2 separate regions of the Mus musculus genome follow, and region 2 is linked to region 1. The links are chromatin loops, found by intact Hi-C in ENCODE. Cell type or tissue: left cerebral cortex. All regions are shown on one strand. Each heading gives the region's core, and the rest is flanking DNA. Links, peaks and the distances in the headings are about the cores only.

The links. Peaks named below come from ENCODE experiments on the same cell type or tissue, not always from the same donor. Only the 100,000 strongest peaks of a DNase experiment are listed, where the experiment ranks them.
Region 2: a loop joins it to region 1, with 8 times the contacts of the local background. A loop is called at or near these places in 5 of 42 quality-filtered maps.

What each region holds. Positions count from the first base shown.
Region 1 is chr2:21,050,966-21,056,339 of GRCm38, reverse strand. It overlaps the pseudogene Gm13377. Among named protein-coding and RNA genes, the nearest start is that of Gm13375, 85 kb to the right of the region's middle. In left cerebral cortex, for the core only: CTCF peaks have their summits at 1,508 and 2,744; DNase peaks (open chromatin) are centred at 1,435, 1,681 and 2,553; H3K27ac peaks cover 1,207 bases.
Region 2 is chr2:21,184,560-21,189,933 of GRCm38, reverse strand. Enkur (enkurin, TRPC channel interacting protein) reads left to right here. Exons shown (of 5, transcript NM_027728.2): 4 at 621-767. Among named protein-coding and RNA genes, the nearest start is that of Enkur, 18 kb to the left of the region's middle. In left cerebral cortex, for the core only: CTCF peaks have their summits at 1,094 and 2,162 (motif pointing right); DNase peaks (open chromatin) are centred at 1,188 and 2,161.

The sequences.
Region 1 (5,374 bases), core at 79-5,078:
TGCAGCTGGGGTGTGGCAGTGGTGGGCAGAGTGCTTGCCTAGCTCACATTCACAAGACCCTGGATTGAATGGCCAGCACTAGTGGGAAAAAAAACGAAAGAAAAATTTTCATTTAACTTTAGGGATATACTTTTCCTTATAAAATAAGGACATTGTGTTACTCAAACTTTGTAGCACTGTAACAAAATACCTGAAAAAGACAACTAAAAAGAGGAAAGGTTCATTTTGGCTTACAGTTTCAGGGACCTCGAATGGCCATTTGACCAGGCCTGTGGCAAGTCAGAACATCATGATAGAAAGAAATGATGATTGGGGAAGGGAGGGTATGTCCACCTTGCCGACCAGGAGAGGCTGGGGGTGGGGCGTCTACCAAACTGGACATAGATCACATATCAAAGACATGCCCCAGCCACCTACTTCCAAATAGCAGAGTCATTGAGCCACGGTCATCTGGCAGTAGTGCCATCACCTGGCTACAAAGCCTTCAACATGGGAGCCTTTGGGAAGGACAGTTTATATTCAACCCACAATAGCCGGTTCTATGGCATGCTTCCTTCATGTGTTCAGTCTTGTCTGTCCAAGAAGAATCGTCAAGACAACAAAGAAATCCAATAAGCAGATGCATGATGGGGAACAAGCTTAAGAGAAGAAAGCACTCAGCACTTACTTGGTTCTTGTTTTAGTGGTTATAGAAGAATCCAAATTATAATAAATATCTGCATAGGGTGGCAGGGTTGTTACAGGTCATTATCTAACTTCCTCTTTTTCATATATATACTTACCATGCAATCCACCAGTTCAGTCAATAAATTTGCATTTTTTCATATTACTACCCTACCAGGAATTTGGACATGGCTTCTCTCATTCAGTGCTGAGCACCTCAAGAATAGCTCCCTGCGTCTTTCCACAAATCCCCCCTTTTTTTGTACAAAACAAGAAGAAAGAGAGGGAGAAGAGGAAAGAGTAGGTGATGATGATTCTTGGGATTGTAATGATCTTAGGGAGAAGGTGAGGGTGTGGGAGTAACACAAGAGCATTAGACCTAGAATCGGGGAGGAAAGGGAAAGTAAGGAAACTTGACAGGGCTGGACCTGCATGACTAAGGAAAGAAGTCAGGAACCAAACAAGGAAATAATAAAACAGCTGAAAATGTAGTTGAGTTGGGTTTATCAAGTAGAATGATTGTGTCAATAAAGAGATGAACTTGCTGTGTTTGGGCAGAGCCATTTCAGGGAAAAGAATATAATCATGGTATGTTGTACAAAATTCAGTCAAACAATTATAAATTTTATGTATTTAGAATGAATTTTTAAAAATAGGGTAGACGTGACACATAGTAGAAGAACGTGCAGGAGGGGAGAAGTGGGGCTGAACCATCTGGAGCACTTGCCTGTGTACGAAAACCTGGAAGACAAGGGCTGCAGCCAAAATGAAGAGGGAGCCACAGAAATGGTTCTTACAGTTTTAGGAAAAGAGCCTCAGAAAGCACAAGGCAACAGCTCCCCCTGTGCCACTGTGCCATGTTCGTAACCAATAGCCCTGGAACCTCCGAGGTTCACTGAAGGTGTTGGAGTTCAACTAAGATAAAGTTTCTCATCTTTCTCTCCCCACCCCCAACCTTTCTCTGCTGCCTTCTTTCACTTTCGGGGAGGCTGGCTGAGTCATGGCTCTAAATAGGTGGGTGCTGTTGGATACAATGGGCCCTCAACAGTTCTGTGCAGTGGGCTTTCTATGCTTAAAAGCATTACTCACTGTAGTTAAGCTGTCTGCAAAACACACTCTCACTCTGATTTTTTTTTTCTCAAGTTGATTTAATCCTGGCACTTCATAAAAATGTGTGTAGCCATTAAACCAGGAGGATTCTATTCATGTCCAAGAGAAATCCCTGAAAGGCTTGAGTAAAACTCAAAGTCAGGCCCAGATCTGGCAGTGAAGTTACACAGCTGGGCAGGTTCTGTGCAAGATTTCAGGAGATGAGCACCCCACCTCCAAATAAGGTTCTAATCAAATGCCAGAATTGAAACTTGCCAAATCCTCACCACTACCACCACTGGCTGCCTTAACTTAAATCATTCCTTTTTATTGCCCCTGACTAGGCTGAGAACAATCATAGAAATGGCCACTGATAGATGACTCTGGCAATTTTGTGAGTTATTACGTAAAATAAAATGCTGAGCAACATTCCTTTCGGATTTATATTCACACTCCTCCTCACAGCCAACAACCACCACCATCCAGCCCATTTTAGCCACGCCAATCTCTCTGGGAGTGACCACACCCATAAAACCCCATTGCTGCTGCTGCTTGCTTTGTGTTTTCAAAGGTTAAAAGTAGGAATAGCCAACTTAAGAAAATCGTTTGTATTTGTATGATTCTTCTCTACCTTCTTGCCTCTTTCATTAGGAAAACTTGATGTGATGGGCTTTGCTCAGACCTCAGAATAGCAGCAAAACAACACACTGGAGTCTAGAGAGTCCCTATAGAATTTTTGCCTACAGCCCCCGCAGACTTTTACTGGCTCCCTGGGAGGAAGTGAGCTAGGTGTGAGGAGATGACTAAGACAGTAATTGGCAAACATCTCAGATTCAGCGATCATGGTTATCAGATGGGAAGTGTTTTGGAGGCACAGATTGTTCCAAAAAAATATAATAATAAAAAAAATCCCCAGCATTGCCCACTCAAAAAGTGGGAATCTTAGTAGACTGCTCAGTGCAAATTAAAAGCAGTAGACGGTAATGAACGGTTGGTTAAGGAAGAACTGCAGATCCTTAAAGATAGGTGGAGTTGGTGTCTCATGAGTAAAATGAGCTACAGAAAGTGAGAGAGATGGGCCAATATTATTCATTTATCCCACAGAGTTCTTTCCTTTTCTTCCCCATCTCTTTCCTTCCTTCCTTCCTTCCTTCCTTCCTTCCTTCCTTCCTTCCTTCCTTCTTTCCTCCCTCCCTCCCTTCTTCTCTCCCTCCCTCCCTCCCTCCCTCCCTTCCTTCCTTCCTTTCAGAGTCTTGATATATAACCCAGGCTGACCTAGAACTCATGATCTCCCCACCTCTGCCTTCCTAGGTGCTCAAGCCTTCTGGATCACCTTTTCCTATCAGTCAGAGTTCTGTATTAACCATAGGAAGATGAGCTACGGTTTGTCTCTGAGCCCTTGATTCTAATCTTGGTGCATGGAAACCCAAGGGTTGGTCCCCTTAGATACTTATACAAATGCTTCCAAGGCTGAGACAATTCCATCTTCTATACCTTCTTCCTTCATGCTGTATCATCCCATGGTAGAAAGTGGAAAGATAAGGGAGAGAGATAAGAGACTGACGGGGACCTAGGTCACTGTTATAACAATCTGCTATTAAAGCAACTAACCCATTCTTATAATGACGGTAATACTCTATTATTGGGGGCAGAACACATGTCTGGATTGCCTTTTATTGGGCCCCATCTTAATGTTTATTAGTGCTAATTTTCCAATTCAGGAACTCTGGAGAATACATTCAAAATACAGTAGAATCCAATGTCTAGTCTTAGGTTGAACAGAAAAATTACAAAGGCCTTTTAAAGGACAATTGGGAAAATTTGAATATGTAGTTGGCTTTATGTTATACTAAGAATGTATCATTTTTGATAGATGTGAGATTTTGGTTGTATAAAATAGAGAATGGTACTGTATTTAATTATACTGTATTTTCATTTTAATCCTTTTTTAAAGCACACACAAATATATTTAAAATCTTCAAAGTTAAATGTGCATCAAAAGTTAGGCAAAGTTCAGGGCTTGGTGGTAGACTACTTGCTTACCTAGTATGTTTTCATGGAAAGAGGAAGGAAGGGGAAGTGAAAAGAGAAAATCTTTAGATTTTCTGTTTTCATATATGTTTTGAATACATTTAAAAACCAAATTAGCTATATAAAACGTGTTAGAAAATATATTAGACTGAGGCTAGAACATTTGTCGGCATGCACGGCACTCAATCTCAGTCTTGCAAAAAAAAAAAAAGTTGTTTTAATGTGAATATTTTTAGAAATGTAATGTAGCAGCATATATGAGAAATGCAGTCCCACCCACCAGGAAGACAGAGCAGAGGTCAAGTGACCGCCCCTTAAAGGAGCACAGAGATAGGAGCCGTGAAGTGGGAGGAGCCATCCTCCTTAACAGTTCAGAGGTCAAGTGACCGCCCCTTACAGCAGCACGGAGATAGGAGATGCGAAGTGGGAGGAGCCATCTTCTGTAACATCTGTCAAGCTTAAAATATGTTGGAATTATTTTGACAATATATCTCAGATCGATACCCATTCAAGTCCCACTTCCTAGTTACAATCTTAAAATTATGGTTAATCTTTTTAAAGATGATGTTTATTTTACATCGTTTCTAAATTGGGGAGTAGAGGATGGAAGAAGAGAGGGAGAGGAGGAGAGGGAGAGACTGGAACATAATCCTTTTCAGGACTTCCTACTTAATTAGATAAGGATGCACACTAACATATTTTGGAAAGAAGTTTTTGTTTACACAATTGAACCAAAAAGGGATTGTGAACAGGGAAATCCAATTAACCACAGCATTCTCTAAGCATCCTGGTTAGCTAAGAGGCTTGGTCAAACCTCAGTCACACTGAAAATACATGTCCAACTTAAGTGCTGTGGAGTGAGGGCAAAGGCTATATAGTAAGCCATATTAAAATGCTAAAAAGACTCCTGTCAGTGTGAGTCTTAGGGGACACAGTGGCCTGACCCTCACAATGGCATTAATATGCAGTGCCCTGGAGAGGACACATGGGCTTTGAGAGTAGACAATATTCTTTAAAAAATGGGTTTAATAAGAGTGTCCTACCTAAGAGAAAGCACTTCCAGAAAGGCACTTCTCCACGTGTGACATGGAAATACAGCTTTATCATGGTTTTTGCATGGGTTGGTGACTTCTTAACGTTTGTATTCGTTAAACCTCTTTTGTATTAGATATAAAGAAGAACTTTATAGTGTGATCTGATATTACACTGTTACTTAATCAGGGTTGAAAGAAGGATGGGCATGGCAAGATGCCCCAGCAGGTTACAGCATTTGCCCCAAAGTCTGATAGTCAGTGTTCAACCCCCAGATAGCACACGGTGGGAGAAGATAAGCCACTCCCTAGTTTGTCTTCTGACCTTCACATGTGCATATGTGCGCACACAAAAATAAATACATAAGTAAATAAATAAATCTAAAAAAGTCTAAGACCATAACATAAAAGCGCATTACTTTCAAGGAATATTCTCCCCACTTGGTGAATGGAATGGTATATTAACATAGTCATAATTTGATGGGACAGCATTGGCATATTACTACGAATCCAATTAATTGGCTGATTAATGAATTATTAATAAGTTGACAGTCATTACT
Region 2 (5,374 bases), core at 167-5,166, 130 kb before region 1:
CTCTCTCTCTCTCGCTCGCTCGCTCACTCGCTCTCATGTGTGTGTGTTATGTATGTGTGTTATGTGTGGTGTGTGTACATTATGTGTGTTGTGTGTGCGTGTTATGTGTGTTGTGTGATGTATGTGTGTTATGTGTGTATTATGTGTGTGTACATGTGTGTATGCATGTGTGTGTGTGTTATGTGTGTGTGCGTGCCCAAGTATATACACATATGTGAAGGTCAGAGGACAATTTATAGAAGTCAGTTCTCTGCTTCCATCCTGTGAGTTCAGGAGATTGAATTCAGATTGTAAGACTTGGTGGCAAGTACCTTTACTCAGTGAGCCAACTTTCTGGTCCAGCATCTTATTTTAAGAGATCAGAATGAACTAGCTCTACGTTTTGGAAGTGGCGTATGTGTGCGCTCATGTGCATGTATGTGCATGTAAGTGTGTATGTGTAATGGCTGGATTTTGCCAATTTGCCTAGTTTTTGTTTATTGGGTCATTTTTGTTTGTTTTTTTCTTGAATATTGAAAACAATAAGCTTTCTTGTTCTCTAATTCCCAGTTGCTCTGCTCACACACAGAAGACTGCTCACAGGAAACTGATTGGCTTTTTTTCTCTGGAAATCCTCGCAGGATTATGGCATCACGCCTGAGTACATATGCAAGCGAAATGAGGATGTGAAGAAAGCACAAGAAGAGTATGACAATTACATCCAGGAGAACCTCAAGAAAGCGGCCATGAAGAGACTCTCTGACGAAGAAAGGGAGGCAGTTCTGCAGGTGAGCCTGTGGGCTTCAGGCCTCTCTAACTCTTCGTCCACCCCCCAGCCCTGCTACTGAAGCCGGGGCTTCCACTGTCTCAAAGCAGTCTCTTTGGGCTCTAGCAAAAGTGCTCAGTAAAGCTTACTCTTTGAAAAGGGAAAGGAAAAAATAAAAGCAAGCCATAATACAGAGATTCATAAAATATTTTGTTTCCAATTTGGTGCATTTAGGTTGTAAGGAAGCCCACTTTCTCCTACAACAAACTGGTATTTTAAAAGAGTGAGAAAATAGTTACTTCCATTCACTAAATTTATTTTTTAAAGTACTCATAACGGAGCTATTTTTCACTAGATGGAGCTCTAGAATAATTGAAGCTGTCTCCAAGCTGTATCTTTTCCATTCTAGTAACTCAGCTACCCAGGTTATTGCGTGAATGGATATTAGGTTTCACATATGGTTCCTCTATTTTGAATAAATGGGCCATTTGACATATCGTTGTTGTAGTTTAATGGAAGAGGTCTATCTGAAGTGTGAGGCATCAAGAGATGAGCAGGGCGTGACACTGTCATTTACACAGAGCAGTTACTAAGCACCTGCTTGTCCTCTTCTGCCACCACGCTGACCCTTAAAGAAGTGGCATAATGATTCTTTTTACATATATTTTGAAAGCTTTCTATAAGACAGTATCCAATGACTTCATAAAACAAGAGAATTCATTTGGGGAGATACCTCAGTAGTAACGAGCTTGTCTGATGATTGTGGCACATAAAACATGGAATGTGGTAGTACATGTTTTGTTTGTGCATAGGGCCCCTATGTGAACATGGAAGGCATTGATTGACAGGAAAGTCCCTGGAAGCTCATGGGCCAATTAGTCTGGCATATAGAGGAGACCCTATCTCAAATAAGGTAGGTAAGGACCAATACCTGCCATTGTCCTCTGACCTCTCCCCAGGCATCATAGCACCCACATACCCTTAATTATAAATACTACACACACAAACACACACAAACACGCACACACACATAACATAAAAAGCAAACTTTATCTTATTAGTAGCTGTTGAAAATGGGCCATATGCAATTATGATACTTAACATTTAAAGGATGAAATCATAAGCACAAATAAAGATTTATTAAATGTCCATTCTCTACACAATATTAGCCTGAGCCATGAAGATACCGCAAATGGTATGAGATCCAAGTTTTGCTACAGAAAGTGCTTTAATTGGATTAGTGAGACACGATCTCTAAAATGCACCAGATAGACAGGAATTGTGAGTGTGTGTGTGTGTGTGTGTGTGTTGTAGGTGTGTGGATCTCAAGCTTAAGAAAAGCCCAAGGTAGTTGTCAGCACCGAAAGATCTTGCTGTTGCGTGGAGCTGCAGAGTAAGAAGCACCTAGACAGCAGGGGGAGCTCTAGAGCTAGGGCTTCTCTCTGGAGGCGACATGATGGAGTTTTGAAAATATACAGGGAGGGGGTAGTCACGGCAGGCAGGAAATGCAGAATTATAGATCATTTGGTGGAGGAAAAGGCTCGTAGCCCATTATTTTTCAATTATTACTTGTCTTCAGGAAGCGCATCCCTCTGCAAAGGCCAGATCATCATGCCTGCAGGACTGCATGAGGGTGGAAAACAGGAACAGGAAGGCCTTCCTCAGAGTGCAAAGGCTCCTGTGCCTTTTGGCCATAGTGGAGAAACATTCTTTGCCTTCCTCTTCAGGTCACCCCAGGACTTCCATTTGATGCTTCACTGGCAACATAGTAAACCCTTCATGGAATGCCTTACTTTCCAGCCAGTGCATAGCTACCCGGTTATAAGGCTAATGGTGGCCCTACTGACGAGCCTTGCTTCCCACTCAACTCAGAACTGCAGAGTTCTATGGTACAATGGTTGCACATGTGCCCTGAGCTCCTTCTTCACACAAGTAACAGTCCCTTTGCACCTGATTCCAAACACCTCACTCTATAGATGAGGAGATTAAATGCAAATATAATAAGCAGTTCACCTGTGTGTTTATCCCTTCCTTAATATGTGGACATCTATGTGTTTATTGTCAAGAGCCTAACACACAAAATAAGCACAGTCCTTACTCTAGTGAACTGGTACACTTGCCTTTGGCCACATATCATTAAGTTGGTGAGTCAGGACTAAAGTCACACCTAACAAACCCTGGGCTGCTGTTTTTCCTACTACAGGCAAGTTGGGTAAAAGGGAAGTTGTATGAGTTCTGGGCTCCAGTGGAGAAACAGAACACGGACTCAGCTGGGGTTCTGAGGGGAGTTTTGGAAGGAATGGTAAAGAGAAGTGAAGTTCATTGAAGGGAACCAGCAAGGCCCTGAGACCTCCAAGACCAGGGAGAGGGAAATACAGCAACATTTATAGACATAAGGACTGCTGTGCGGTGGGGGGAAAAGGACCGTCAGTGTTCTCAGTACATAATGAGCTGGAAAGACCTCACAGTACAGGACACCTGAAAGTGTGTTCAGGAATGTAGATGCAAGAGGTAGAGGCACAATCTCTCTTCCCTCCCTCCAGAGCGCCTTCAAACTCAGAGGACAGAAGGACAAAAAGCAGGAAGTCCATTCTAGCTGTGTCACAAGGCAGGGCAGGAAGGTAGAGAGTGTGTGGGAGCCAAGGAGCCAAACACAGAAAGTGAAAGGCAATTTTTATGGGTCATAGCTCACTATTTGAAAATTTACATCACAAATAATATTATTTGAGTACAAAAACAAGAGAAACAAAAATGAAAAAAGTTAAAAAGACAAATTTCTATTGCTCCAATGGATAAAAGACCATTTTTGTAAACAACGACAAAAAAGGGTTTAAAAACAACAAAGGGGTTGCGTCAACATGATACAAAATTATATTGAGTTTCCATCCTTAGTTGTTGACTTTGATCCTGACAGTATTGTACATTCTAGAAGTTAAAAGCAAACTACCCATCAAAAAGAAGCCCACGGGGGCAAAGATGTGCTTCTGGGACTGCAAGTAATATGAAAATATTCCCCAACTCGCTTGAAACCCCTTTGATATTTGAAAGTGTATAAATGTATACATTTTCTCTCTGCAGTAGGTGGCCCTGTGGTGCACTGTGGAGACATGTTCAGGTTCTATAATGAAGGAGCAGGGGGAAGCAGAGTCTCTTTGAGGGCTTCTCTTCAGGACCCATGTCATGTGCTATTAAAAGCGTCTCTGACCTGACTCCCTCTTGAGAGAGTTAAAGTATAGTGATTTCAGCTTCTACCTTTCAGCATCTCAGATCGTTGCTTCAGTCTGACTCAAAGAAGTCACCTGGCCCATTGCTCCAGCCAACCAGTGTGTCTTATTTAGCATAGCCTAGCTTCTCATTGCTTTACCTAAACACAGAAGTAAATCACTGAGACTTCTTTGTTCCCCACAAAGAAGTTCTTATTCTACTTACTGTGACCTCATTATTTTATAAGATAAGATACTTCCAATCCTTTTTGTTTGTTTGTTTGGTTGGTTGGTTGGTTTGGTTTGGTTTTTTGGTTCTTTTGTTTTGTTTTGGTTGGTTGGTTGGTTGGTTTTGCTTAGCAAAATAGTGATACAAATCACTGGAAATCATTGCAACATTTTCATAAATGCACTTGCTGTGCTTTGATCATACCAACCCTTCATGGTCTTCACATGTCTCTCCCCCTCTTACTGATCTCTTGTCCTTTTGATTTCCTCCTCTGTTTGTTACCAGTGTTTACAGTTGGCATACAGAGTGATGGGAATCGTGATGTGCTTCATGCTATGTGGCTATATACTCTGCTCCAGTTTGTTCTCCTCCCCCACTGGCCTCTCCCATACTCGATGGCCTGCTCTGGCTGGTCCCTTTCTACACAATGGACCTCCCTTCTGCTCTCTTGTCACATCGGTCCATTACCCTCTCCTTTTGCTGCCTTGCTTAAGATCTGTTCCTTTTCCCTGTACCCTCCCCCCTCGAGATTCTTCCCTGCTGCTATGATAGAGACACACACACACAAGCACGCTCACACACATACATGAACCCATGAACACACATGTAACATGCATGCACATACACATATGTATACTTTTATGTCTCTGTGCTCTTTATCAGGGAAATGTGATCTTTGTTCTTAGAAGCCTCTGTATGTCACTTAATATAGTGATCCATTGCTGCCAATCTTACCATCTTGTTTCTTTAAGGCTGAACATGTACATGCTGTGCACATGTCGCCTTCTTCCTTATCCATTGCTCTGCTGACAGACACTTGGGCTTGTTCCCTTTCCTAGCTATTGTGAGTAGTGCAGCAATAGGCATGGAAAATGCAAAGATCTCTGTAGCATGATGGCTATGAGTTCTGCTGGTACCCAACCAGGAGTGATATAGCTGGGTCATGTGATATTTCTACTTGAAAAGAAACCCTTATAGCGATTTCTACAGTGGCTGTATCAGCTCACAGTCCTACCAGCAGCTTATAAAGATTTCTTTCCCCCCACATCCTCACCAGTATTTGCTGTCATTTATGTTTCTCAAGGCAGCCATTCTATCAGGGGTGAGATGGGGAACCTCAAGCAGTTTTAATTTGAATTTCGTTGATGGCTGAGAATATTAACATTTTCTCAGCTATCGAGTAGACAACTTCTGGAT